2 separate regions of the Homo sapiens genome follow, and region 1 is linked to region 2. The links are chromatin loops, found by intact Hi-C in ENCODE. Cell type or tissue: adrenal gland. All regions are shown on one strand. Each heading gives the region's core, and the rest is flanking DNA. Links, peaks and the distances in the headings are about the cores only.

Region 1 (15,530 bases), core at 5,019-13,018, 150 kb after region 2:
AAATCCTTTGAAACAGGATATTCTGCTCCCTCTTCTGACAAGTTTCTATCCACTCACTCCTCCTGTCTGCCTTCCCTAGTAGGCAATCTGCCATCACCAAAGCAGATCTTTGTCCCCACCCTCCTTACTCAGGCTGGAAGCTATAGTCACAAATACTCCTGATGCCCAACCTACCCCTGTGGTGCCTCACTGCTAGGTAAATCCAACAAGCAGAATTGATGGTTTTGCTGAGATCTGGACAGTCCCTATGAATCCCTTAAAAGTCCTCCTCCTTCAATGGTCACTCTTCACATGCTACAGCAGGGGTGGATGAAACTTGAAAACATTATGCTAAGTGAGAGAAGCCAGATACAAGAGGTCACATATTGTATGATTCCATTTATAGGAAATATTCAGAATAGGCAAATCTACAGAGACAGAAAGCAGATGGGTGGTTGTCAGGGGCTCAGGAGAGGGGAGAATGGCAAGTGGCTGCTAACTGGCAGTGGTCTCCTTTGGGGATGTGAAAATGTTTTGGAATTAGAGGTGACTGTGGCAAACAACACTGTGGATGTACTAAATGCCACTGAGTTGAACATTTAAAAATGGCTTATATAATGTAAATTACACTTCAATTGAAAAATTTCAAATAACTTTTTTTAAAAGTCCCTCTTCACCCTTCCAATTCATACAGTATCTTTCCATCGTTCTGCTTATACTCTGGATCTTTTCCCGTTTCTTTCAAGAATTTATTCATCTCCCATCTGCCTTTTACCTTCCATTTCCTCTCTCGACTGGATGCTTTTTTTCTGCTGACAAATCAGCTCCAGTGTTCAACCTAAAAGTCCTTCCCTGAACTTTATTTTCCCCTCAAATCTCATCTACAATGATCCCAAGACCCCATAAAAGTCAGCCAATTATCAATAGCCTCCACTTTTCCACCTCCTGTATCCCTCTAGTTCCGTTTCCAGCAATAAGACAACCACAGATAGTAAAAAACCTACCGGCTACCACACATATAAAAAAACACTCTTGTTAAAATGAATGAATGAACCTACAAATTTAAAAAGAAACTGCCAGATACCTTTGGCATTGCACTGCCCAATGAGACAGACAAGGGCACAAATAGCTATTTAAGTAAACTGAAATGAAAAACTAAAAATTCTGTTTCTTAGTTGTATTAACCACATTTCAAATGCTCAAAAACTAGTAGTAGTTAGTGACTACTATATTAGATAGTGCAAAATATATCCCATTAAAAAAAATCTGAGCATCTGGAAATACAGTAGCTCAACTGTACTGGTACCTGATTCAGGTATCAAAGAATCTGAGGTTATAAAAATCTTAAAAGAATTCCTTAGAGTAAAATCAAGAGGAGGCTAATGCTCTATTTACAGTCCCCAAAGTAGAGCTCTAGTTGATCTGACATTATACACAAAAGGCCAGAGGAAATCTTTTTGTAACACATAGAATTAAAGGTTAAATGGTTACATAAAACAAGATGGAGATGTGGGACATGATGCAGCAATTTTTTATTAAAACAAAGGCATTATCCAAAATCAACAGTTAAAAAAAGGTCAAGCAGTATCTATCCAAGAGACAGGAACAAAAAAGAAATCAGCTATTTTAAAACTATTCCAAAAGGTTGCTAGTCTGGAAGCCTAAATACTGTAATGTATAGATAGCAAAGAGAAAGGGATGAATTAAAAAAAATAAAATGAACATCTAAAAAGCTATTAATGCTACACTGAGACCTTAATCTCTTCGTTTACTCCTTGTTGTTTTGGGTTTTTACTTTAAAAACTGACCACTACAGCCTTACCACAGAGCACTAAAGCAAGCAACCAGTGTTGTTAAGTGGACATAAGCTTGCTTTTAAATACTGTCCTGTCTACAAAAAGTACCTTACAGATATGTTCATTTGATAAAAAGACCAAAACCAGCCCACCTGGTGAAGTTCACATGTGAAGGTGACACACATAGAGCCTGTGGCATAAAACACAGAATTTATTTAGGCAGAAGGAAACAGGAGGCAATGGCTGCTGAAGCAAGAAGGAAAAATGTTTTTATAACTAAGTAGTATATAAAGTACTTTTAGTACTATATATATAAAGTATAACTAACTACTACTACTACTACTGCTACTGCTACTGCTACTGCTACTACGAGATTACTTTTTCACTGTCACCAAAAGTTTTGAAAAATACGTTTTTATATTTTGAAATATATTTTGAAAAATATATACTTTATTATCATACAGTAGGTTAGTTATTTTTAAATGTTTTCATAATTGTTTTAAACCTATATTTTAAAACAATTTAAAATTGGTTTCTAATAAGGTAAATACTAATAGATATAATCCACATAAACAAAAGCTCTTTGAGTTTCTCAGTAACATTTAATAGCGCAAATCTTATCTTTTTTTCCTTTTGCTTTTTTAAATGTTTTTCTCTCAAGCCACTTTGTCTAAGAATACTATGTCGGTCAGGTGCAGTGGTTCATGCCTGTAATCCCAAGACTTTGGAAGGCTGAGGCGGGTGGATCACCTGAGGTCAGGAGTTCGAGACCAGCCTGGCCAACACGGTGAAACCCCGTCTCTACTAAAAATAGAAAAATTAGCCGGGCATGGTAGTAGGCACCTGTAATCCCAGCTACTTGGGAGGCTGAGGCAGGAGAATTGCTGGAACTCAGAAGGCAGAGGTTGCAGTGAGTCAAAATCATGCCATCGCACTCAGCCTGGGGGACAAGAGCAAGACTTCGTCTCAGAAAAAAATAAGAAATAAAAAAGAGAGAATAGTGTGTCTTCAGACCAAAAAGTTTGAGAGCTGTTGTATTAAAAACTGCACGTAGAATTTTCCTCTTCTGTACGATTTTATTTCTAAAAAGACATTATATATTTAGCTTCTTATCTTAATGGCAAATAACCCAAATACACTTTAAAAATAAAGAACTTCTACAGACGCGTCACTTAACAATGGCAATACATTCTTAGAAATATGTCACTGGGCGATTTCATCATGAGAACATCATAGAGTGTATTTACACAAACCTAGATGTATGGCCTACTACACATGCAGGCTATATGGTACAACCTATTGCTCCTAGGCTACAATTAACCTGTTTGGCATGTTACTATACTGAATACTGTAGGTAACCATAACACAGTGGCAAGTATTTGTATAGCTCAACAAAGAAAAGGTATAATAAAAATAGAATATAAAAAATAAAAACCAATACACCTGTACAGGGCACTTACCATGAATAGACGTTGCTCTGGATGAGTCAATGAGTGGTGAATGACTATGAAGGCCTAGGACATTACTGCACACTGTAGACATTATAAATACTACATTGAGGCTAAACACTATGCTGAGGCTACACTAAATTTATTTTAAAATTTTTTCTTCCTCAATAATAAATTAACCTTAGTTTATGGTAACATTTTTTTCTTTATAAACTTTTTTTTTTTTTTTTTTTTTTTTAGGGACAGAGTCTATGTTGCCCAGTGGGGCTATCCACAGGTGTAATCATAGCTCACTGCAGCCTCGAACTCCTGACCTCAAGTGATCCTGCCTCTTCAGCCTCCCGAGTAGCTGGGACTACAGGTGCATGCCACTGTTCATGAGTTTTACAGACTTTTACATTTTAACTTTTGACTCTTTTGTAATTAACACAACACAAATACATTGTACAGCTGCATAAAAATTATTTTCTTTATACTCATTCTGTAAGCTTTTTTCTATTAATTTTTCTTTTAAAACTTTTTTTTTCCTTAAACACTAAGACAGAAACACACACATTAGCCTAGGCCTACTCAGGATCTTCAATATCACTGTCTTCCCTTCTACATCTTGTCCCACTGGAAGGCCTTCAGGGGCAATAACATGTGATAACAATGTTTTCTTCAGGAATACCTCCTGAAAGACCTGCCGGAAGCTGTTTCACAATTAACTTTATTTTTTGGTTAAGTAGGAGTACTCTTTAAAATAATGACAGGCAGTGGCTCATGCCTGTAATACCAACATTTTGGGAGACCGAGGTGGAAGGACTGCTGGAGCCCAGGAGTTGAAGATCTGCCTGGGCAACACAGTGGGACCCCATCTCAACAAAAAATTTAAAAAGCCAGGCATGGTGGTACATACCTGTGGTCCCAGCTACTTGGAAGCTGAGGTGGGAGGACTGCATGAGCCCAGGAAATCAAGCCTGCAGTGAGCTGTGATTACACCACTGCACTCCAGCATGAATGACAGAGCGAGACCCCATTTCCAAAATAAATAAATAAAAATTTTTTAAATGATAAAAAGTACAGTAAATACAAAAACCAGTAACATAGTTGTTTATTATCCCTATCAAGCACTGTATATGGTACGTAATTGTATGTGTGATACTTTTATAGAATTAGCAGTGCAGTAGGTTTACACCAACATCTCCACAAACACATAAGTAATACACTGCCCTAGGACATTAAGATGACCCCTACTTCACCAGGCAAGAGGAATTTTTCAGTTCCATTATAATCTTATGGGACCACCATTATATAGGCAGTTCATCACTGACCAAAATATGGTTATGCAGTGTATGACTAAACTTGTCCTTTAGCAGTTAAATGAAACTTGGAGTACACCGAGTTTAAAAATCTAACACTCAAAATATTTGAAGTTTGTTAAAATGGTCATTTTGGAAATAAGCTAATTATAATGAATAAATCTTACACTAAATATATTGTAACTGTATTAGTCCGTTTGGTGTTGCTATAAAGGAATATCTGAGACAGGGTAATTTATAAAGAGGTTTATTTTAGCTCACAGTTCTGCAGACTGCACAAGCAGCACAGTGCCAGCATCTGCTTCTGGTGGGGCCTCAGGAAGCTTTTACTCACTGTGAAAGGTGAAGGGGGACCAAGAGTGTCACATGGTGAGAGAGGAAGCAAGACAAAGAAGAGCAAGAGAGAGATGCCAGGCTCTTTTACACAACCAGATCTCACATTGAACTCTTTACCATGAGATGGCACCAAGTCACTCATGAGGGATTCGTCTCCATGACCCAAACACCTCCGAGTAGGCCCCACCTCAAACACTGGGGATGAAATTTTCACATGAGATTTGGAGGGGACAAACACCCAAACTACATCAATAACTAGAAATACTCTGTGAAATAAGTTGTTACCAGTTCCCTACTAACTCGTCAAGTTACATTCAGTATGGTATTAAGAGAAATTCAACCCAATCAGCCAAACAGGAGTGAGGTGATTTTCACATTATTGGTAGGCATAAAAACTGAGTTTCTTTAGCCACAGCATGATGCTAACTCTCCTTCCAAATGAGGACGCTCCTCATGGAGACTTAATTACCAAAAACTAAAATTTAAAATCATAAATAATGAGAGAAGCAAGTTTCCTGTGGTTAAATCACATTAGGTAGTACTGCAAATAGAATGTATTCAATTATCAACCACTACATAAATGCTGAAGTGTTATACATACAAACATATACACAGAACGGAGCAGGAGGAGGGAAAAGAGGCGGAGAGAGAATGGAGAGGGAGTGAAATGGAGAGGACAAGGAGAGAAAGAGAAAGGGGAGTGCGTAGAGGAGTGATCACTCAGAATCAAAGTCAAAAATTCATTTTTCTGACTTCAACTTGCCACAACACACACTTTTTGGAAACCAAACTTTCCATTTGCCTACCATGTCAGTCAGTTTTCATCAGGTACTAGTTTCTTTGGCTCTGTTTGCTAATCAGTTCAAACTGTATCATGTAAGAGGTTCTTCAAAAACTTTACAAAAACACGAAAGCCACCCTCCCCAAAAGGGTACAGCTACAGGGTGGCTTGGGCCACTATGTGCCCCCAGCATCAGTGGCTGAAGCTCAGCTGACTCCTTAAAGCGAAGACCTGGCTGAAGGAAGAAAAGCAGGTCAGCAAGGGGGAGAGGGGAGAGAATGAATAAATAAGGTAGGGAGAAAATTACATGACACTCCCTTCTCTAAAATAAGAATCTGGGAGTGACACTCCACCTCTCCAAGCATGCCTTTCAGGGTTGGGAAGAGTATCCCTTTGCAAGAGAACGGTGTAGAGAACAGTGTTAAAGAGAGTGTTAATCCTGTGTGAACCTCAACACTTACCTGCTATAAAGGTGGATTACATATCCTCATGGGTCATGAAGAAACTCAGTGCTTTTAAACTAGACCTCTGAAAGATCATTAGTTCACAGCCACAGAACAGACACTTGCAGATTTCTCCCAACAAAATGCTTGCTGTTTGCTTTCTTCGTTTGGAAAACATTACAGAGAAATGCCTATAAAACCAGGTAGACTGTCTCATTAGAGGAAACTGACTTGATCTGAAGAATGGGGGAAAAAATCATGACTGTTTATAGTGGACAGTACAACTGAGACGTTAGTAATGAGCAGGGCACCAAGAACAGGACCAAGACTGTCTCCTCCCTCTCTGTTTTAAATCGTGCTGCACTCAGTTTATGTTTTCAGGGGCTTTGTCTTATAGGGATACTGATTAATGTAAATGAATACTCACAATTTAGCACACAAAAATCTTATTTTTATCAAATCAAAGGACAAAGGGAAGGGAGAACAAGAAATTTAACTGGTCAACTTAGAATGAATGGGCTCTCTTGTTTTAACCTTATTTCCCTTTCTGGAGAATAAAAGTAATGATAATTATAATTAAAGCAGTTTTCATGTGTGGTTTATGGAAGTCATTACTCTATTAGTCATGCCCCATATCTATATAGGATTTAAAATTTTTAAATTATACTTGGTGCAGTATTCACTGAAAGTCTTTTTCACCTGTAAGCTCAAATTCCACGGTGAAACAACATTAGGTAGAAGGACAGTGACCAGGGAGAGATAAAACAACTATGATACCACGTTGCCTGTCTATTGACCTCCCTGTCTATGGTATCCTACAATCTCTAATGTCAATATGGTCTATAGTGGCTCTGAAATTGTCTCCTATTTCCCAGGAAATAGGCTATACTTTAATCACTGCAACCAAGTTAATTGTGAAGGACAAAAAACTTCTGAAACCAAAAACTTTTAGGATGTAAACATGTCTAAAAAAGTGTTTGATGCCAAACTGACATTTTAAAAACAGAATTTAACACGTTGTAGCAAGCAGAACCCATTTCCCCTTTTCCAGCACAAGCCATCAAGTTCTGTTTGGGGCTTCAGCCTCCCAAACTCAGTTGGAGAAATCTTACAGTATGAAAACCCAAGAGACAGAGGCCACAGCCTGGACCAAGAGACCAACCAGAGCCAGAGAGGCTCCTGAGAAGACCTGCAGCACAGGGTAAAATATGCAAGGGAGGGCCATATAACTTTTATCTTTACTTAATTTATTTTAATTTACTAATTTTTAAGTATTAACCTATTTTATTTTTATTAAATCTCTGTGGTTGCACAGAATTCAAATTGCAGCAAAAATCATTCAGGGCTAAACACTGGAAAAATCTCTTAATTCTAAGGTACATGACACAATGGACTCAAAAACAGTTGCTGAGTCCCTTTCACTGGAGAAATTTAAAGAAAGGGTATAGAAAAGTTTTGACCAATTCCACCCAATCCTGCATCCCCAATTCCAATCTCAAGGACCAGTTTCCATCTGATCTCTCTCCACCTACAGATGGTGGTCCTGAATCTCCAAATCAACAAACCAAAAACTGAATCCATCATCTTCTCACACCTGGTTTTTCCTTCCAACTCCCTCATTTCTGTGACCTGCCCCATAACCTTACCAGGAATCCAGCCCCCAAAGCAGGGTGGACTCCTCCCTCTGCAATGGACACCAGGATTCAGGTCCTGTTGCTGGCTCCAAAATGCCCACAATGCCCTGTTCTCCCAAATCAGCACATTCAACAGTGACATAAAGGAAAGAGTTAGATAGAGAAATGATATCTGGTGCTGCTCCACAGCTAGCTGTGTGATTCTGGGCAAGCCATTTAAATTCTCATTCTTGGTTTCATCACCTATTACGTGAAAAGGCCAAATTATTTCTAAATTCCAAGCTCTATGGGATTTACAGGATTTGCATCCACTTCTCTTGATCCCCAAAGCCACTATGTAGCTGAAGCCACCATCATTTCCCAACCAGATTAGTACACTCTCTCCCAGTGGATATTTCCTGCCTCTAGTCTTGTGCTGCTCCTCACCCCCTGAAAGCACCTGTCTAGGTTACTCACCTCCAGAAACCAGTCAAAGGCTCCGGGGAAAATGACCAAACCTGTCCCTGTGGCCCCAGGGCCCATGTGATCAGAACCCTGTCTCCCTCTGGCTTCCCTGGTCTACTTTCTGTTCCTCATATGCTCCTCCATCACCCAACTACCTGCCCCCTTTGCCTCCGAGCCTTTGCTTCAATACCCTGCCCATTTCCTCAGTCCAGAGAGATTCTTGCTTAGTCTCTAGGCAACGTTTCCTCATCCCCTCCCCCACCCCACCAGTCTGATTTAGGTGTCCTTCCTGTTTACTCGCAGGGCACACCTTTGCAGACCTCTCAGAGGCCTTGTCACTGTAAGTATCTGTTTATTTTGTCACTATCCTTCCCCCAGACTCTCAGTTCCAAGTGAGTGGGGACTGCTGGTCTCGTCTACCACCCATGGCACAGACAGCCGGTTCTTGCCCAAACTCTATAAACAGTAGCAGTACTTTTAGCTGCACATGGCCACCCAGAATAAAGATGAGATTTTCCAGCCACCTGCAGCCACGGGGTGATGTTCTAGCCAATGAGATGTAAGCAAAGTTATCTGGAGGCTGTTTCTGGGAACTTCCCATAAAAGAAAGCACCATCCGCGCTTCTACTTTCTGTTTCTTCTTACATCCTGCTGCTCGGAAGACTGAGGCCACACTAAGCCTGACAGACGTATGATGAGCAAGGAATTTACGCAGGGTCATACTAGCCCTGAACCATCCACCCTGCCTTTCATAAGAGATACACACTTCTACTTTGTTTTGGGATACCATTATTCAAACCACTATTATTTTGGCATGTCCATCGCTGCAGCTGAACCTAACTGCAACATACACAGCCATACCCGTAGTATAATAATAAACTACCTGTTGATTCGAGTATATACCTCATAATTCCTACTGAGTCTTTTTACTGGTAACTGTATTGTCACGTGTAGGGTCCACATTCCTTAGCAGAGGCTAACACAGACAAATGACCAACACTGAGTGGGTTTAAGTGATCAACAAATACTGACCAAGTGGCTACTGAGGCAGATAAGCTCTGTCCGACATGTATGGTGTACTTTAGCCTGGGCTCAATGTTGCTGCCAACCAAAACAAGGTTAAATAAGAGGGCCAGGCCAGGCACAATGGCTCACACCTGTAATCTCAGGATTTTGGGAGGCTGAAGCAGGCAGACTGCTTGAGCCTAGGAATTCAAGACCAGCCTGGGCAACACGGTGAAACCTTGTCTCTACCAAAAATATAAAAAATTAGCTGGGCATGGTGGTGCTTGCCTGTAGTCCCAGCTATGCAGGAGGCTGAAGTAGGAGGGACACCTGGGCCTGGGAAATTTGAGGCTGCAATGAGCTGAGATGGTGCCACTGCACTCCATCCTGGGCAATTGGAGTAAGACTGCCAGTTTCCATGATCATTTTATTATGGAGTATTTGAGTGCCTAGACATCAAAGTTCACCCTATTCCGTCCTTGGGAACAGTGCCACCAGACTGGTCTATCATTGGTATATTCTACCTGAAAGCCCTAACAGGTAATATGCAGGTAAGCAAGGCCCTTTAAAATAACAGCACATGTCATCTCTGCTTCTAGGGCAGCTGGGATGTCTAGCAATTTTTTTTAACCTTAAAGACCTTCAACCATTGTTTACTATAAAGGTAAACCTTGATCTTTTTGATGGGCTTACTGCTATGATTTCTGGTAGTGAGCACAGGCACCAGGGCCTGCAAATTTCTTGGATTCATAGCAACAGGGGTGAACCACCAGCAAGGTCTGGTGAGGGTGTCTTTGATCTCCTCGGAAGCCTCATCTACATATTTTGGGTAACAGGGTACCAGGGCTTTGGAGATGTACTGAAGGACAGCATAAATCTGAACCACATGACCACTACCCTTCACACGAACATGGATGTCCATTCCAGCAAGCTGTTCCTTGTCCAGAAGCAGACCTAATTCCAGTAGCTTGTATTGCAGTGTGAGCAGCTTGATCATCTCCAGGGGCCCCTCGTTCATCCTGATGAAGCCACTGCCACATCTGCAGAGCACCACAGCTATGGCCATCTCCTTGTATGTGAAGATCTGCACAGACTGCAGCCAACGAGTCCTTAGATGGCATGTCTCCAGGCATAGGTAAGAGCTCCTCATTGCACCATGCCACAACAGGAAAAGGTGTCTAGCAATTTGTATGGTCTGAGAGCTGCTGGTGTTCTACTCCTTCAGCTGGAAGCAAGGCAACTGGCCTTCTAAAGTCTCCTGCCCAGGTAAGCTCTTCATTTGTGAAACATTATGTATTCTCAGGCTATCAAGGCATACTCAGCTTCACACAGCCATTAGCACATATTATAGGACTGGTTATATTTGAAAGGTACATATGTATTTAGAGAAACATTCAGGCACGTAATTGCTAGATACCTACACTATGTGCCAGATAAACATGGCAGACACTATGCAAAGCACTATACAGGTACAACCTCATCTAATTTTTAGGAATCAAGAAAACAGAGGCAAGGAGCCAAGGAGAAATTGTAGTTGTCCAGGAAGGATCTGACATGCTATGGAAGGCTGGGGCAATGTGGGGAAGGGGAATAAGCTTAGAAGGACAGAGAGTATGAATGAGTAATACTTGGTGACTGACAGTTGAGCAAAGTTTGGTAAAAGCATGGTTGATGAGAGAGGAGAACACAAGCATTGCTTCCAGCTTAATGGCTTGGGCAAACTGGCGGAGGATGGTGCTCCTGACTACGTTGGCCAACAGGGGAGGTATGTGGGGCACCCAACGATGAAAAGTTATGAGTCTGGAGCTCAAAAGAAATAGATGGGCTAGAAATAAATATCTAAGGGTGGATGGTGGGTGGGTGGATGGATATTTGAATCCATGGGGCAAGTAGATCATGCAATGAGATTTGGTCTTCTGACAGTACTTTGCAACTGTTTGCCTACATTTTAAATTTAATACGCCAGTCCCATTTCTTAAAAAGATGGTAAGTTCAAGCCTGAACTCTGTACCAGGGGGTCAATGAAAAGTACTTACCTTACTGTCACTTGTCACATCCAACTTCCCTTGGGTCACACTGAGCCTATTCTAAGCCCTTGCAAAGGAAACAAAAAGAAGCTGCTTTTGTTCCTACTCCTTGCAAAAGGAAGAAAAGGCAGCTGCTCTGAAAATGAAACCATCACAATATTTATCACATTCTCCTAGAAACATGAGGTCCTGGGATAATGTCTTTATGGGTCTCTCTGGAGAAGCTCAAAGGGCACCTGTTTCAAAGGGCAACTTCCTTCTTGGATGAAGCATCTTGTAGAGAAGACAATCAATGGCCAAGGTAGGTAACAGACACCAAGATACTACACACGCCTCTAATGGTTCCCTTAAAGCCTGAGCTTAAGCAGTCTGGGCTCTACTTCAATCATATTCTAAACATCTAAACCAAAAGACTGCAATTGCAAATAACAGGGAGACAAATATTCAAAAGGCTTTTAAGCAACATTTTCTGCTACAGGCAACTGCTGATGGTTCTTATCTGAGTGCAGTCTCTTAACTGATGTGATTACTTGAATATTCAAAATAAATTATCATTTGAGGAAATTATCAATTGAGTTCTCCAACCTAATTTGTGCAAAGTATACAAAGGCAGTGATACCTTAAGCTGAAATTAAAAGACGGTGGAGAAACATAATAAAGATTAGTTATGCAACCCCCCAAACGAAAATGTCTTAAAAGATTTTAATTCAAGCCTGTGTAACATAAATAAGGCATATAACACAAAAACACATTTCTTTTTTAAAACTCAATCTACACGCCCACATTTTATAACTGTTGTTTGGGTGTGAGGGTGAGTGAGGAGAGGGAGAAGCAAAGTTAAATGTGTAAAAAATGGGGGAAAATCCTGCTACAATACAGCATTTTTCAAAGGGACACACAGTCTAGCAACTGTGTATTCATCTCCTCTATAGCATGTCTCTGAAACCAACAGTTGTTTTATCACCTGTTCAGATTCCATGTGAATATATAAGCCACCCCATGAATTTTGTGATTCTCTTATTTTAGGAATGCTGATACTTATAGCCATTACAATGTTGCCAAACCTAGTGTCCCACACCCAGAAAGAAAACTCAGTTCTGAAAGAGTCTAAGGATCCTAAGAGAACTGAAGGTGGTGGCAGACTTGTCTATAGCCTGAACACCATGGCCCAGCACAGTGGCCCTTAATGGGGCCTTGTATCAAAATGACTTAATGTCATTCTCTATCAGAATGTTTTCAAAATATAGTCACGCATCGCATAATGACCTTTAAATCAACAATGGACCACATATACAATGATACTCCTGTAACATTATAATGGAGCTGAAAAACTCCTATTGCCTAGTGACATCATAGCACAATAAAACATTTGTGGTGATGTTGGTGTAAATAAACCTACTGCATAGCTAGACCTGTAACAGTATCACACATAAAATTATGGACAGTACATAATGCTTGATGCTGATGATAAAGAACTATGTCATTGGTTTATGTATTTGGTATACTATACTTTTTTATCATTAATTGAGTGTACACCTTCTAATTACATATTTTAAAAAGTTAACTATGAAACAGCTTCAGATAGGTCCTTCAGGAGGTATTCCAGAAGAAGGCATTGTTGTCATAGGAAATGACAGCTCATGTGTGTTACTGCTCCTACAGACCTTTCAGTGGGACAAGATGTGGAGATGGAAGACGGTGACATTGATGATCCTGCCCCTGTACAGACCTAGGCTAATGTGTATGTTTGTTTTAGTTTTTAACAAAAAAGTTTAAAAAACTTTAAAAGGAGAAAAAAAGCTTGAAGAATAAGGATACGAAGAAATAAAATATTTTTTTTGCAGCCATACAGCCTGTGTTTTAAGCTAAGTATTATTACAAAAGAGTAAAAAAGTTTAAAAAATTTATAAAATAGAAATGTTACAATAAGCTACAGTTTATGTATTAAGGAAGAAAAATATATATTAAAATAATACATATTTTTAAAAAAACTTTTATTATAAATAAGTAGAGATGGAGTCTTGTGATATTGCCCAGGCTGGTCTTAAATGCCTGGTCCCACCTCAACCTCACAAAGTGCTGAGATTACAGACATGAGCCACCACACCTAATCAAAAAATATTTTTTATAAACCTAATGTAGCCTAAGTATACAGTGTTTATAAAGTCTAGAGTGTACAGTAAAGTCCTAGGCCTTCACATTCACTCCCCACTCACTGACTTACCCAGAGCAACTTCCAGTCCTGCAAGCTCCATTCATGGCAAGTGCCCTACATAGTTGTATCATTTTTTATCTTTTATATTTTTACTATATCTTTTCTTCATTTAGATATACAGATACTTGCCACTGTGTTACAGCTAGCTACAGTATTCAGTACAGTAACTTGCTGTACAGGTTTGTAGCCTAGGAGCAATGTGGTATATCATATGCCCTATGTATGTGGTAACCATCTAGGTTTGTCTAAGTACACTCTATGATGAACACACAACAACAAAATTGCCTAAGAGTACATTTCTCAAAAAGTATTCCCATTGTCAAGCTATACATGACTTGTACGACTTGTACACCTGACTTACATTTTCACCCAAGGGAGATCAGGCAATCTGGAGATAGAGGCTCCCTAAAGAATGTGAGTGTCTTTCCCTCCCGTCTGCATTTCTCTGAGCGTATATACCTTGTAAATCAAACCAGATGGGGCTAGGACCGGGTAAGGAAACCAATGCTGGATGCCCTTGGCCAGTCATACTAATCCAGCCACACTAGACCAGTCAGGCTAGTGAACACTGACTCAACTGGGCTTTTGAACACTGATTTCTTACACTAACAATTGTAAGCTATTCAGTGTGTACGCTTCTGATTTTCCCCAAAAAAGAGGTTTAAGTTCAAAATATCTAAAATAAGGAGTAATGGAAGAAACAAACGGTCACCCTTTCAAGTATTGATCATAAATGTTATTCCCTATTAGCTTTCTTTATCTAAACCTTTATTTAGTTACTGTCAACAGAAGCTATATGTTGATTATACCGTCAGCCTCCCAGAATGTAACGATGAATAAGAAACTCAACCTTGTTTCCTCTCATGTATCTAAAGCTGCAAATACAAAGATCACTACTTAGGTCTGACAGGTGTACAGCACAGCAGGGTGGCCAAGATTAGAGTCTTTAAGCCAATCTGCCTGGGTTTGAATCCTGCCTCTGCCACCTACTAGCTGTGGATATTTGGACAAGTGACTTAACCTTTATCTTAGTTTCCTCATCTGTAAAATTGGGGTCCCTACCTCGTGGGCTTTTGTGAAGCCACAATGAATTAATACATGTTGAACACTTCAGAAAAGTGCCTATTATGTGGTACCAAGCAGCTATATTCAGTACCCATAGAACAGCTTTGTTCTCTTTAAAATTTGCAGAATATTCCGTTGCCCAGCTGTAGCATGATTTATTCTTTTCAAGGACATTTAGTCTACTAACTCTTCCAATCTTTTGCTATTAGAAACAATGCTTCAATAAACATCCTATATAACAGAGAGACGTTTTTACTATGCTAATTAAATTAAGTCAGTGCCCCACCTAACTTTCATGTACAATACTGATAGTTTTAATACCCTCCAAAGTAGGCACAGGATTATCACCTTCCAAGTTCTACATAGATTCTAGGGTCTCAAGGAGGTAGAGTGACTTACCTGCTGAAGCCCACGCAGCTGTTAAGTGGCAGAGGTGGAACCCCGCATAGGTGCAGGCTGCCAACCCAATCTGCTTCCCACAGCTGTCCTTACTTAAAAGAAGTACAGGAGGTATTCTTTTAAATGCACCTCAGATCCATCACAGAGATTAATATGCAGAAGTTCGGACAGAAGCAAACTCAAATTTTCACACAGATGCTTCTAACAAATACAGCTGATGGAGGCGTCAACGACTTCTGTAAATATTGAAGTATTATTTCTTCTGCCAAAGACTGAAGCAGAAGTACCCTGAATACTACCCCTAGGGAGATACATCACATTTCAAACTCCCCTGGAAGCAAATGAATAATTACTGAATTTGGTATCATGAGAACTATTCTTCAGGGAAGGAGAAATTCATAACACTCACTTTGTTGTAGCATTTGCTGTGCCAAGACCAAAGAGGAACAAGTACTACTCTGGGGTTCAGAAACTCATAAAACACAGACCTGAGTGGCCAATTCGCCAGCATGGCTTCAATTAGGTCTGTTCAGCATGGGCTTATAAGAGATTAATTCTGACAGGATGAAATTGTTGACATGAGGAAAAGGATGGGGTAAATGTGGAACTTAACAGAGATGGAACCTGTGCTCGCAAGAGGGTGCCTACCTAATATAA
Region 2 (15,530 bases), core at 4,457-12,456:
GGTGGCTCATGCCTGTAATCCCAGCACTTTGAGAGGCAGAGGTGAGAGGATGGCTGAAGCCCAGGAGTTTGAGACCAGCCTGGACAACATAGGGAGGGCCCTATATCTATAAAGATTTAAAGATTAGCTAGGGCATGGGGGTGTGCTCCTGTAGTCCCAGCTACTTGGGAAGCTGAGTCAGGAGGATCACTTAAGCCCAGAAGGTCAAGGCTGCAGTGAGCTGAGATCATGCCACTGCACTCCTGCTTGGATGACAAAGTGAGACCCTGTCTCAAAAAAAAAAAAAAAAATATATATATATATATATATATACACACACACACACACACACACATATATATATACACACATACATATATATATATAACATATATTACATATAGATAGATAGCCCTCCTAACTGTGCCAGGAGCTCTGTGCAATTGAAGACACAGTTGTGCACAAACGTCCTCTCTGCCCTCTGGGAACTTAGTCCCTAGGGTTAGGCTGGAGAGTTCTTGACAGTCACCTGTTCCCTTTCAAGAAGACTTTGCTTCCCCTCCAGTCTCCATAAGAATGTCTGTAGATACTTTGGTTTTCTGCTCCTCTGGTAAGTCTGTAGCATTTTCCTGAAATTATTTTATCTTATAATTATGCAAATAACTTACGGAAATAAGTTGGAAAGATAATTTTCCATTTGTGATTGGATGCCAATGGATATTACTTTTTCCTTTTTTTCAGATAGAGTCTTGCTTTGTTGCCCAGGCTGGAGTGCAATGGAGCAATCTTGGCTCACTGCAACCTCTGCCTCCCTAGTTCAAGCGATTCTCTTGCCTCAGCCTCTGGAGTAGCTGGGATTACAGGCACGCACCACGCCTGGCTCATTTTTGTATTTTCAGTAGAGTGTTTCATCATTTTGGCCAGGCTGGTCTCGAACTCCTGACCTCAGATGATCCGCCCGCCTCAGCTGCCCAAAGGGCTGGGATTACAGGCATGAGCCACCGTGCCCGGCCTACTTTTTCTTTTTTCGTTTTTTCTTTTTCTTTTCTTTTTTTTTTTGAGACAGAGTCTTGCTCTGTTGCCCAGGCTGGAGTGCAGTGGTGTGATCTTGGCTCACTGCAAGCTCCGCCTCCCGGGTTCACACCATTCTCCTGCCTCAGCCTCCCGAGTAGCTGGCACTACAGGCGCCCGCCACCACGCCTGGCTAATTTTTTTGTATTTTTAGTAAAGACGGGGTTTCACTGTGTTAGCCAGGATGGTCTCAATCTCCTGACCTGGTGATCCGCCTACCTCGGCCTCCCAAAGTGCTGGGATTACAGGTGTGAGCCACCGTGCCCGGCCCTACTTTTTCTTAAGTGGCCGCACATCACAGCCTAACATCTTCCAGAGCAAACTGTAATTTGGAAACCTAACTTCTCTAAAGATCCCTCCATGTCCTCCCTTGACTTCCAGTTTGTTTTAAAATCCCAGTCACATCCTGTATATACGATGTGGAAGGGGAACGTGTGCACACTTAAGCAGTGCAGAGTCCTTAATTAGTAAAAAATGTTGGCTTGCTCCTTCCGTCTCCTGAGGGGCCTGAACCTACACCTCTCCCTGTTCAGGTCACTGACCAAGGGCTTGCTGACCTATCCCTTAGCCCTCCTTAGAACAACCTTACAGTACCAACCACACCTACCCAATGCATATTTTAAGGGCTCAACCTTCCCCTTTTCATTCAGTCTGATTTTACTCATTTGTTTTAGAAACAAAAAAGCAAAAAAGGCTGGGTGTGGTGGCTCATGCCTGTAATCCCAACACTTTGGAAGGCCAAGGTGGGAGGATAACAGGAGTTGAAGACCAGCCTGGGCAACACAGTGAGACGCAGTCTCTACAAATAATTTTTTTTTAATTAGCTGGGTGTGGTGGCGTGTACCTGTGGTCACAGCTATGCTAGGGAGGCTAGGGATCGCTTGAGTATCAGGAGGTCAAGGCTGCAGTGAGCTGTGATGTGTCACTCACTGCACTCCAGTCTGAGTGACAGAGTGGGACCCTGTCTCGATAAATAAATAAATAGGAGGAAAAGCAGAAAACATGTCCTATTTTCTTAAAAAAAATTAAAAAGCAACCAGAAGACTAAGAAGGCCTGGAAAAAAACTCACCACAATTTTTCTAATCCCAATTCATATGATTCTATAACACACATAAAACAGAGATATAGTTAATGCTCCAAACCCCTGTAGCTACATTACACAGGGCAATAAAACCATGAACCATGCACTTGGAATGTCTTACTTTTAACTTTGGAATAAAAAGGCTCAGGGACTAAGAGAAATGTGTTTTAAGTATTTAAAACACTCATATTCAGATATGCCAAATGAGATGGAGATGTACTGATTTAATTGATTTTGCTATTTTCTTTACAGGAAGAGGGGGGCGCTATTAAACTAGTGGTACTAAATTTCTTAGCATAGTGTTCAAAGGCCTCCCTAATCTAGAGGACTTTGCCAGCCTCTGTGGGTCCATAGATCACCCTAGATTGGAATACTCTTGATAATAAACTTTATTTTGTGTTCCTACACAGTCCTGGTCATATGATAAGCATGCAGTTATTTCAGTCATTTTATGGTATTATCAATACACTATCCATGTAGACGAACCTCTGAACCCTCAGTTCCTTGAATTCCTTACCTCCAATGATCTTGTCCACCACCCAATGCCTCACACTCACCCCCATGGTTGGAACCTAAACCTTATCAAGACCAGTAACTGCAACTGGTCATAATCTCAAAGTCAAGCGTTCAATCCATGCCTCCCACCTTCTATCATTTCAGATCAGCCTTTCCAGTAGCCTGGTAGCCCTCTTCAAAAATCTTTCCCCAACTAGAACCTCAAATCTATTGATCCTCTAACTCATAACACTCCCTCACCTGCTTCATGTTCTCTCCCTTCTAACCATGGGACACTAATTTTTATACCAAAAAATTATTGTTTGTCTGAAATTCACATTTAAGTAAGCATTATGTTGTGTTTTGTTTTGAGAGACAGGGTCTATGATGCCCAGGCTGAACTTGAACTCATGGGCTCAAGCAATCCTCCTGCCTCAGCCTCCTGAATAGTTAGGGCTACAGGTGCATGCCACCGTGAGCAACTATTCTTTATTTTTATCTGCTACATCTGGCAACCCTGCAATCATTATAATCACTCCCTTACATTAACTCCCAACCTCCTTGGCTCCCTCTGACTTGAAACTCCCTCAGCAAAAGCACAGCTGAGGTTAAAGCCCAGCTTCCTGACCACTCTGTGTCCCCCTCATTGCAGCAGACTGTGGCTGGGGGAAAGCACAACCCTGCTGGGCAGGTCTCACTTTAAATTCACAGCAGCAGCCCTTGAATAGGGCCTTCCTGCTGCCTGGTGAATCGTCCTACTTAGATTCCCCTACTCCATTTACACTGTATTTCATGCCTGTGCCAATTTCCTCAAATCTTCTGTATATTCTCCCTCATCCCCATCCTCGGGGTCCTACTTCACTGAAAAAACCGAAGCACTCAGGAGAATTTCCTGATTCCCCTCACCACATCCGTCCAACTTGTTTGTACCCATCTATGTTAACTTCTTGTCCATGACGTAGATCAGGGTAGGCAAACTATTGGCCCTGAGCCAAATCCAGCCCATTGCCTGTGTTTGTACAGCTGGCTAGCTAAGGATGGTTTTTACATTTTTAAATAGAGGAGAATTTTTTTTTCTTTTTGAGACAGGTTCTCACCCTGTCTCCCAGACTGGAGTGCGGTGGTGCAATCTTGGCTCACTGCAACCTCCGCCTCCCAGGCTCAAGCCATTCTCCTGCCTCAGCCTCCCGGGTAGCTGGGATTACAGGCATGCGCCACTACCACCCAGCTAATTTTTTAATTTTTGGTAGAGACGGGGGTCTCACCATATTGGCCAAGCTGGTCTCGAACTCCTGACCTCAAATTCAAATGATCCACCTGCCTCGGCCTCTCAAAGTGCTGGGATTACAGGTGTGAGCTACCACACCCAGCCTGAGGCAAATATATTTTATGACATGTGAAAATTATATGAAATTAAAATTTCAGCAATCCTAAATAAAGTTTTATTGGAACACAGCCATGTCCATTCATTTTGTATTGCCTATGTATTGCTTTAGAGCTGGGACCATAAAGTGGTTTCAATAGAAACTGTATGACTCACAAATACTAAATCATTTACTATTTGGTTCTTTATAGAAAAAGTTGGTGGGCATGGAGGCGCACGCCTATAATCCCAGCACTTTGGGAGGCCTAGGCAGGAGGCTGTCTTGAGCCCAGGAGTTTGAGACTAGCCTGGGAACATAGGGAGACCCCATCTCTACAAAAAATTTAAAAATTATCTGGGCGTGGTGGTGCATACCTGTAGTCCCAGCTACTCAGGAAGCTGAGATGAGGATCACTTGAGCCCCAGAGGTTGAGGCTCTAGTGAGCCTTGATTGTCATGCCACTGCACTCCAACCTGGGCAACAGAGCAAGATCCTGTCTAAAAAAGAAAAAAGGAAAAGTTTGCTGATCCCTGCCATAGACTATATGCTCCAATCCAAGGCCAATAATTCGCATCCCTCTCCACTATTCAAGGATATTGCCCTACTAATTCTACCTTATCCTGTGTCATCATTTTTCATTAGCATACCAAAAGGCTGTTATTTCTCCAATCTTTTTTTTTTTTTTTTTTTGAGACAGAGTCTTGTTTTGTTGCCCAGGCTGGAGGGCAGTGGTGCAATCTCAGCTCACTGCAACCTCCACCTCCTGGGTTCAAGCGATTCTCCCACCTCAGCTTCCCAAGTAGCTGGGACAACAGGTGTGCACCACCATGTCTGGCTAATTTTTGGATTTTTAGTAGAGACGGTGTTTCACCATGTTGGCCAATCTGGTCTCGAACTCCTGACCTCAAGTGATCCGGCTGCCTCGGCCTCCCAAAGTGCTGGGATTACAGGCGTGAGCCACTACACCCAGCCTATTTCTCCAATCTTTAAACAAAACAAACTCTTCCTTGGCTTGCCCCTGCCACCATCAGTGAGTGCTCTTTTTGGCAGCAAAAAAATCCCTAAAGAATAAACTGTACTTGAGGTCCACAATTCTCCAAATTTCTCTGAAAACATTCTCCATCACTACCGAAACTGCTCGCTAAGTTACCAATGACCCCCACATGCTAAATCCCACAGCCATTCTTGGTCTCCTCTCATCTTACCTGATCGTTGGGCAGGCAGCGTGTGACACGGTGGCTCACTCTTTGTGCTTCCAAGCACTTTCTTCGTGCTGCTTCCGAGACACCACACCCTCTTGATTTTTCTCCTCGATCCTGGATGCTTCCTTGTCGTCTCCTTTCCTTGTTCCTCTTTTTCCGCTCTTATCACGGGAGGGCTCCAGGACCTCTTGCCAGACTCTTCTTGCTTTCCCCTTCATAGACTCTTTCTGTCTCACCCTTTAAATTATCTCTGTCATGCTGATGACTCCCAAATATATGCCTGCAGCCCAGACCTCACTCCTGAGCTCCCTGCTTCACTGTTGAGCCCCCTACCTGTCGTCAACACATGAGCATCTGTGTTGCTCATGTGTTGAGCTCGTGTGTTGACAACTCAAAATCACCATTCCAGGAACAACCGGGGCGTCTGCACTTGATTACCACTCTCTACTTTCACCCCCGACACTGTAGCCCCTGTCCCCTCAAAGGATCACTGCCCCTAAGGAAAGTATTTCAACACTGTGATGTGATTTTTTTTTTTTTTGAGATGGAGTCTCACTCTGTCGCCCAGGCTGGAGTGCAGCGGCGTGATCTTGGCTCACTGCAACCTCTGCCTCCTGGGTTCAACCGATTCTCCTGCCTCAGCCTCCTGAATAGCTGGTATTACAGGCACCCTCCACCAAGTCCAGCTAATTTTTGTATTTTTAGTAGAGACGGGGTTTCACCATGTTGGCCAAGCTGGTCTCAAACTCCTGACCTCAGGTGATCCATCTGCCTCGGCCTCTCAAAGTGCTAGGATTATAGGCCTGAGCCACTGTGCCCGGCCTGTGATGTGATTTTTAAGATTTCCTTTCATAGGCAATTTCCAAGCAAAGCTTAATTGGACCAATCCACCACAGATCACACTGCAGATTTTCCATGTTAACATTGTGGATGATTTTTAATCAATAAACGCTGGAGATTTCTTCTCACCTGTCTCACCACTTGCCCAAGCTGCCAAAAACCTGTGGTTCTGTGTGCCAGGCCTTCACTTTGCAGTAAAGGATGGAGTAAGGGAACTCTGTGGGCCTCAGAAGGTGGGTGCCAGAGAGGGGGCTGCAGGGCTTACCAGTAGGCAGCCCCACCTGGTCCAGGGGAGCTGGAGGCAGAAGCAGGGTCTCTGTCCTCATGACTCTCCGGCTGACTTTAGGCCCTGAGGGGCGTGTGCAGAGCTCAGGGCTCCTGTGTGAGGGAGGACGTTCTTGACTCTGAGCCAGGTGAAGCCAGTGTGGGGGTGCTTACAAATTCGAGCAGTAAGAGAGGAGGTTCTGGGAGCTTCCAGCCCAGGATAGAAGCCTCCATGGCTTCTGGCAACTGGGTGTCCAGACCCAGGTAGTAGGGTAATTTTGGTGACAACAATGTGCCCGTCCCATTGAGTGTTACACCCCTGAATGGGTGAAAGACTCAGGGCTAGGCCTATGTGACCTGATGTGAAATTTCTGTCAAATAACAAAATTTTTAAGTGGTTTGCTAGGATTATTTCTATATTGAAAGTTTCTGGCTGGGCGAGGGGGCTCTCGCCTATAATCCCAGCACTTTGGGAGTCCAAGGCCAGTGGATCGTTTGAGCCCAGGAATTCAAGACCAGCCTGGACAACATAGTAAGACCCTGTCTCTACAAGAAATAAAAAAATTAGCCGGGTGTGGTGGTGCATGCCTGTAGTTCCAGCTACTCAGGAGGCTGAGGTGGGGGGATCACCTAAGGTTGAGGCTGCAGTGAGCTGAGATCACGCCACTGCACTACAACTTGGGTGACAGAGTGAGACCCTGTCTCAAAAAAAAAAAAACAAAAAAAACCTTCTAATTATACTTTAAAAACTACTAAAGGTTCAAATTGCCCCCTAAAAGACAAAACAATATTCTAGTCGAACACTGAAGTCCAGCTTCCTCTCATCCCCAACCTGTCTTCCTTCCCTCAAATACTGGCAACCTGTCCTTCCTTCCTCACAGTCCTACATCCTTGTAATCATCTTTGGTCACTCTTTCTCTCAAGCTCCACCTAGCATCTGTGAGGACATTGTGTTGACTTTGCATTCACAGTGAATCCAGCACCTGACATTTCTCACCCAATCTCACCTCACCTCATCAGTCTGAGCTAGATGACTACAATCCTTCCTAATAGTTCTCCCTGCCTCCTCCCTTGTCTGATAGTCTCCTCCCCACCAGAATAATCCTTTCAAAAGGACATCAGATCCACACCCTGCAGTGGCTCCCCACTTCCCTCAGAGCCAACGCCCAAGTCCCTTAGACCGCTTCCAAAGCCCTTCTTGATCTGGCAGGCAGCCCCACCAGCCCTCACCTCTTCTGCCCTGTCTCCTGTCATTCTCCCTAACTCACTCAGCACAACACATTGGCCTCCCTGCTGCTCAGGAGACAGGCCTGTCTCCACCTGGAGACCTTTGTGCTGGCTGTTCTATCTACCTGGAATGCTTTTCCCTAGATAGCTGCTAGGCTCACCTCTTCATCACCTTACAGTCTACTCAGATGTCACATTTCAGTGTGACCTACCCTAGCCTTCTGACCCGTCAGCCATACCCACCATCTGACATCACTCTATCAACTTGCAATATATTATACAGCATATTTACTTATTATGCAGTTTAATAGAGCATTATCTTTACAAGGCAACATGTTTTTATCTATTTTGTTCATTTTGATTATTTTGGTCCAAGTGCTTGGAACTAAAAAGCATTCAATAAATATTTGTGGAATGAATGAATTGAATATCTACTTGTTAAACGACTTCACCTTCATGTTTTTACTTAATTTTTCAGCCACCTTGAGAGTTATGTGTTACTCCATTTTACCTATAAAGACAGCAACCTTTAAAAAGTTTAAGTAACTTATACAAATCACAAGTTACTAAGTTGAAAAGTGAAATTGGGGACCAAGGTGTTCTTTTTCACCTCATAACTAGTGTCGTTTCCAGGCTCTCCATGTGGCTGCGTCCCACTTTGGTATTTGTGAGAATCAAAGGAAAGTCAAGTTCATTCACACCAAATTTCTTTCTTTTTTTTTTTTTGAGATGGAGTCTCCGTCTGTTGCCCAGGCTGGAGTGCAGTGACACAATCTCTGCTAACTGCAAGCTCCACCTCCCAGGTTCACACCATTCTCCTGCCTCAACCTCCCAAGTAGCTGGGACTACAGGTGCCCACCACCATGCCCAGCTAATTTTTTGTATTTTTTAGTAGAGACAGGGTTTCACCATGTTAGCCAGGATGGTCTCGATCTCCTGACCTCGTGATCCGCCCGCCTCGGCCTCCCAAAGTGCTGGGATTATAGGCGTGAGCCACCGCGCCCGGACGTTTCACACCAAATTTCTGTAAATCAAGGCAGAACTTCCCAAAATAACCGCTAAGGAAAAGTTAGAAGTGGGCACTTACTCATAATTATAAATGCATTTGTTCTTAAAATAATTCACACATTTAAATAACAGAAGTTTAAAAGTATTAAAATAGGTAGAAATCATTAAAAAATATATAAAGAAGTAAACATATAACAAATCACTTGCTTTTATCAGGTTTAAATATATCCTTGATGGAGTTGTGGTTAAAAAGAATCAAGATGAACTTCATGGGCCTGGCGCGGTGGCTCACTGCTGTAATCCCAGCACTTTGGAAGGCTGAGGCAGGTGGGATCACCTTAGGTCAGGAGTTCGAGACTAGCCTGACCAATATGATGAAACCCCGTCTCTACTAAAAATACAAAAATTAGCCAGGCATGGTGGCAGGTGTCTATAGTCCCAGCTACTTGGGAGGCTGAGACAGGAGAATTGCTTGAACCCGGGAGGCAGAGGTTACAATAAGCTGAGATCGCACCACTGCACTCTATAGAGCCTGGGTGACAGAGCGAGACTCTAACAACAACAACAACAAAAAACAAGAACTTAATGAAGTCTGATTGGAGGTTCAGGAAAAGTGATGGTTTTTTTTTTTTTTTTTTTTTTTAAGAGTGAAGGAAGGCGAAAAGAATAAACCAAAAAAAGTCATCTAAATAATTTGGACAGATGACATTCCCTAGTCTGCTAGAGGCTGCTGATCTCAGAGAATCGTCCTTTGTTTTAAAAAATCTAAAGACTATTGCCGGGCGTGGTGGCTCACGCCTGTAATCCCAGCACTTTGGGAGGCCAAAGTGGGCAGATCACCTGAGGTCAGGAGTTCGAGACCAGTCTGGCCAACATGGTGAAACCCCATCTCTACTAAAAATACAAAAAATTAACTGGGCGTGGTGGCGGGCACCTGTAATCCCAGCTACTTGAGAGGCTGAGGCAGGGGAATTGCTTGAACCAGGGAGGCAGAGGTTGCAGTGAGCCAAGATCATGCCACTGCCCTCCAGCCTGGGCAACAGAGTGAGACTGTCTCAAAAAAAAAAAAAAAAATCTAATGACTATTTAGCCTTTGTCTTTGGGACAACTAAAGGCTATATAGTCCAAATAGAGATTATCTTTACCTAGAATAGAAAACCGGAACAAAACCAGTAGAAAAGCTATTACCTTCTCATCCCAGGGCCTGTCAACCTAAAACCCAAGCTCCTCCCATTCCTGTGCCTGGAAAGCCCTCAGATTTGCATCAGAAACTTTGGAGAAGGTTTCCTTTGGTTCACATGGCAAACTGAAAAGTGGCTGTGCTAAAGGGTACACTCATCCCACCAATCTGTAGATATGGCTTTAATTAATTTGCCCCAAGATTTATGGGAAGAGAGGAAGGAGACAGTTTTTTTGTTTTTCTGTTTTTTGCTTTTTTTTTTTTTTTGAGACAGAGCCTCACTCTGTGGCCCAGGCTGGAATGCAGTGGCGCGATCTCAGCTCACTGCAACCGCCACCTCCCAGGTTCAAGCAATTCTCCTGCCTCAGCCTCCCAAGTATCTAGGATTACAGAAGCCTAGCGCCATGCCTGGCTAATTTTCATATTTTTAGTAGAGTCAGGGTTTCACCATGTTGGCCAGGCTGGTCTTGAACTCCTGACCTCAGGAGATCCACCCGCTTGGCCTCCTGGAGTGCTGGGATTACAGGTGTGAGTCACCACACCTGGCCTGAAAAGGACAGTTTTATGTGTCACCATGACTTCCCATTTAAAATCAATATAAAAACTGTAGCATCTCTGCTGGTTAATCATTAAATAAAAGAAGCATTACTGGTATAGCAATATTGGTATGATGCATTTTTAAATCACACGCTGCAGATAACTGATTAAGTGCTGTCATTGCTCTAACAATGCAATGTACAAAAGGATAGCCAGGACACTTCGCAGGGCCTCAAGAGCCTCCACCTGTATTTCTTCCTCATTCCTCCCAAGTTTACTTGTCGCAGGTAGAAAAAACAAGAGGCGGCTGAGGGCGGTGGCTCACGCCTGTAATCCCAGCACTTTGGGAGGCCGAGGCAGACAGATCACCTGAGGTCAAGAGTTCAAGACCAGCCTGGCCAACATGGCGAAATCCCGTCTCTGCTAAAAATACAAATATTAGCCAGTTGTGGTGGCTCACGCCCGTAATCCCAGTTACTTGGGAGGCAGAGGCAGGAGAATCACTTGAACCCGGGAGGTGGAGGTGGCAGTGAGCCGAGATCACGCCATTGCACTCCAGCCTGGGCAACAAGAGTGAAACCCCATCTCAAAAAGAAAAAAAGAAAAAGAAAAAACAAGAGACAACCACCTAAATAACCCAATGGAATAGGAGGGTGTGGGGTCAGGGCCATTAAGCCTGAACTGCCCCACCTGCCTAAGATAATTGCATTTGAAGGGATCCTTGAAATGGTTAAACACACAAATTTTGGAGAAGAATTTAAGTGATTTCCAACCTGGAACTCTGTAATCCCAGCTACAGGCAGGAGAATCGCTTGAACCCGAGAGGCGGAGGATGCAGTGAGCCAAGATCGCGCCACTGCACTCCAGCCTAGGCGACAAAGCGAGACTCCGTCTAAAAAAAATAAAAAAATAAGCCGGCCGGGCGCCATGACTCACGCCTGTAATCCCAGCATTTTGGGAGGCTGAGGCGGGCTGATCACGAGGTCAGGAGTTGGAGACCAGCCTGGATAACATGGTGAAACCCCTTCTCTACTCAAAATACAAAAATCAGCCGGGCGTGGTGGCAGGCGCCTGTAATCCCAGCTACTCGGGAGGCTGAGGCTGGAGAATCACTTGAACCCGGGAGGCAGAGGTTGCAGTGAGCTGAGATTGCGCCACTGCACTCCAGCCTGGGTGACAGAACAAGACTCTGTCTCAAAAAAAAAAAAAAAAAAAAAAAAAAAGCTAAAGAGAAGCCGGAAGTGCTTCCTCTGAATGAAAAGGTGAAAGTTCTCAGCTTAAAAGAAGAGGAAACCATCGTATTTTGAGGTTGCTAAGATCTGCAGTAAGAAGGAATCTTGTATCCCTGAGATCGTGAAGAAAGAAAAAGAAATTCATGCTAGTTTCGTTGTTGCATCTCAAACTGCAAAGCTCACAACAGTGTGTGATAAGTGCTTAGTTAAGGAAAAAAAAAACATTGAAATGTGTGGGTGGAGGTCATAAACAGAACTGTGTTCCGCTTGATGGCGATCAGGTTCAGTGCTATGGGCAGTTTCAGGCTCTGAACTTATCCCCTGTGGATAAGGGAGCGGGAGGGCTACTGTCATCCCTTTTCAGGAATCAGTTGCAGAAGAGATGTCTCTAGAACTCCTCCCACCAAGGTGAAGCTCCACCAAAAGCACCAAGAACCATAATACTGGTATGTCTGATCTGGTTTTGTTTTTGTTTTTGTTTTAGAGACAGAATCTCACCTGTGACCCAGGCTGGAGTGCAGTAGCTCACTGCAGCCTAAAACTCCTGGGCTCAAGAGACCCTTCCAGATCTCTTGGGACCGTAGGGTCCCAAGTAGGACCACAGGCATGCACCACCACACCCGGCTAATTTTTTATATTTTTTGTAGAGACAGGGTCTTGCTTTTGTTACCCAGGCTGTGATCTGTTTATTAAAATATGTCACTAGAGGTTAGAGCTACATCTCCTACTATTCTGCCTAGTAAGCATAATTAAGTAAAATATTCACTAAGTATAATTAAGTAAGTATTCATTTAGTGAAATAACTGAGTAGGAATCTAAGAACTAGGTTCCAGCCTAATCTATACCCAATGTGTAAGATATTACATGGGATCTGATCCTTAGCAAATGTCTTTATATTGATCCACAGTAGATCAACAGAATATATTTTTTAAAGACCTGTTCAAAGTTTTAGACAACTAGGGCCAGGCGTGGTGGCTCATGCCTGTAATCCCAGCACTTTGGGGGGCCGAGTTGGGTGGATCACAAGGTCAGGAGTTTGAGACCAGCCTGACCAATATGGTGAAACCTCGTCTCTACTAAAAATACAAAAAAAATTAGCCGGGCGTGGTGGCACATGCCGGTAATCCCAGCTACTCAAGAGGCTGAGGCAGGAGAATTGCTTGAACCCAGGAGGCGGAAGTTGCGGTGAGCCGAGATCATGCCACTGCACTCCAGCCTGGGCGACAGAGGGAGACTCCGTCTCAAAAAAAAAAACAACAAAAAAACACAAAACTAGATCATACAAAGTTAAAATATAACTTTCTTGAGAGTCATGATTATATTTAGCAACTTAAATCATTGCCACTGAAAAGCTTGGCTTCAGTTTTAAGCAACTAATCTAAAAGCTATGGCACAGAGCTTGCAAGGTGTGGGCTCTAAAGGGTTACATTACATAGCTAAATCATATAGTTGCTTGGCTGCCTTTATGCTAGACATCAAGTCAGGCAACTGGAATTCAACTCCTGGCAACCCCATTTACTACTTAGCTCTTGGACAAGTCACTTAATCTCCTTGCATTTCATCTGTAAAATAAAAATGATAATACATTCCTGCCTCATTCCACCACTAATGTAGGTGGAATAACATAAGTATGCAATAACTCTAAGACTCTAAGGCTCTGTGAAAATGTTAGTTATTTTTAACGTAAACTACAATAATGGTCAAAATGGCCAATATTGGCCAAAGCCACACAGGATCCTTCCCAATCCCTTGAAATCACCTTCTGATAACATTGTATATTATTATATTTTATATATTTCTAGTAGATGGACACCCACCTTCCACCCTCAAGTACACCCCAGCGCCTGTTGTTCACCACCTAGTGTCCATGTGTTCTTGATGTGTAGCTCTGACTTATAACTGAGAACATGCAGTATTTAATTTTCTGTTCCTGTATTAGTTTGCTTAAAATAACGATCTTGTTCTTTTTTTTTTTTTGAGATGGAGTCTGGCTCCATTGCCCAGGCTGGAGTGCAGTGGCACGATCTCGGCTCACTGCAAGCTCTGCCTCCCAGGTTCACGCCATTCTCCTGCCTTAGCCTCCAGAGTAGCTGGGACTGCAGGCGCCCATCACCACGCCCGGCTAATTTTTTTTTTTGTATTTTTAGTAGAGACGGGGTTTCACTGTGTTAGCCAGGATGGTCTCTATCTCCTGACCTCGTGATCCACCTGCCTCAGCCTCCCAAAGTGCTGGGATTACAGGCGTGAGTCACCGTGCCCAGCCAATCTTGTTCTTTTTTATTGGCTGCATAGTATTCCATGGTATATATGTAACCACATTTTCTATCTTTTTTTTTTTTTTTTGGAGACAGAGTCTCGCTCTGTTGCCCAGGCCTGGGCGACAAGAGTGAAATATGTCTCAAAAAAAAAAAATTAGCCAGGCATGGTGGAACATGCCTGTAGTTGCAGCTACTAGGGAGGCTGAGGCACAAGAATCATCTGAACCCAGAAGGCAGAAGTTGCAGTGAGCCGAGATGGTGCCACTATACTCCAGCCTGGGCAATAGAGCGAGACTCTGTCTCAAAAAAAAAAAAAAAAAAAATAGAAAATGTGATTACATATATACCATGGAATACTATGCAGCCATAAAAAAGAACAAGATCATGTCTTTCACAGCAACATGGATAGAGCCAGGGCCATTATCCTAAGCAAACTAATGCAGGAACAGAATATTAAATACTGCATGTTCTCAGTTATAAGTGGGAGCTACGCACAAGAATACATGGACACTGGGAGGTGAACAACAGGTGCGCTAGGGCATACTTGAGGGTGGAAGGTGGGAGCAGAGAGGGGATCAGAAAAAATACCTATTGGGTACTATGTTCATTGCCTGGGGACAAAATTTTCTGTACACCAAACCCCTGTGACACACAATTTACCTATTTAACAAACCTGCACATGTACCATAAACCTAAAATAAAAGTTAAAAAAATGGGAGAAAGAGAGAGAAAAGAATCTGGTAAAGCTTTCTTTTTCTTTTTTTTTTTTGAGAAGGAGTTTCGCTCGTCGGCCAGGCTGGAGTGCAATGGCACCATCTCAGCTCACTGCAACCTCTGCCTCCTGGGTTCAAGCAATTCTCCCACCTCAGCCTCCTGAGTAGCTGGGATTACAGGCGCCTGCCACCACCATGCCCAGCTAATTTTTTTTTGTATTTTTAGTAGAGACGGGGTTTTGCCATGTTGGCCAGGCTGGTCTCAAACTCCTGCCCTCAGCCTCCCAAAGTGCTGGGATTACAGGCGTGAGCCACTGCACCTGGCCTCTAGGTGTATATACTTCGGTAAATAAATATTGATATTCATATGCATTAAAATCCTTGGAAGAATAAAAAAGAAACTTGTTTTAGGAAGGGAATGCTGGGTAGATGGGGGACAAGTGTAGAAAGAAACTTCACTCTGTAATTTTCTCTTAGTTTTTTTAGACATAGGAATGAATTACACATTCAAACATTTTTAAAAATAAACAATTTGGCTGGGCGCGGTGGCTCACGCCTGTAATCCCAGGATTCTGGGAGGTCGAGGTGGGTGGATCACCTGATGTTAGGAGTTTGAGACCAGCCTGACTAACATGGTGAAACCCTGTCTCTACTAAAAATACAAAAAAAATTAGCCAGGCATGGTGGCGCATGCCTATAACCCCTGCTACTTGGGAGGCTGAGGTAGGAGAATCAGTTGAACCTGGGAGGTGGAGGTTGCAATGAGCCGAGATCGCGCCACTGCACTCCAGCCTGGGCAACAAGAGTGAAACTCCGTCTCAAAAAAAAAAAAAAAAAAAAAAAAAAAAAAAAAAATAATAATAATAATAATTTAAATATGAAATGAAAGTAACTCTCTTCTAAAATTCTTATAGTGTGGTTTCTTGGTGGCCACCAAAACCCTTGTCACAACTAGCTCTGGGAGTTGAAGATGTATAGGAAGATAAGTGGTTTATTTTGCTATTTAATCAACTTTAAGTCTCTAACAAGTATACTTTGATTTAATGAAAATGGCAACTCAGCAAAGGATTTAGGGCTG

Evidence for each region. A loop is a pair of places that touch in the nucleus more often than their neighbours do. Peaks named below come from ENCODE experiments on the same cell type or tissue, not always from the same donor. Only the 100,000 strongest peaks of a DNase experiment are listed, where the experiment ranks them.
Region 1: a loop joins it to region 2, with 2.5 times the contacts of the local background. A loop is called at or near these places in 28 of 110 quality-filtered maps.

Annotation. Positions count from the first base shown.
Region 1 is chr6:53,327,081-53,342,610 of GRCh38, forward strand. The region is part of intron 1 of ELOVL5 (ELOVL fatty acid elongase 5); the gene reads right to left. It also overlaps the pseudogene RPS16P5. Among named protein-coding and RNA genes, the nearest start is that of ELOVL5, 14 kb to the right of the region's middle. RefSeq lists an enhancer at 8,713-8,842. In adrenal gland, for the core only: no CTCF peak of the experiment used is centred there; DNase peaks (open chromatin) are centred at 8,251 and 8,615; H3K27ac peaks cover 2,495 bases.
Region 2 is chr6:53,176,819-53,192,348 of GRCh38, forward strand. No RefSeq gene overlaps it. Among named protein-coding and RNA genes, the nearest start is that of GCM1, 36 kb to the left of the region's middle. In adrenal gland, for the core only: no CTCF peak of the experiment used is centred there; no DNase peak of the experiment used is centred there.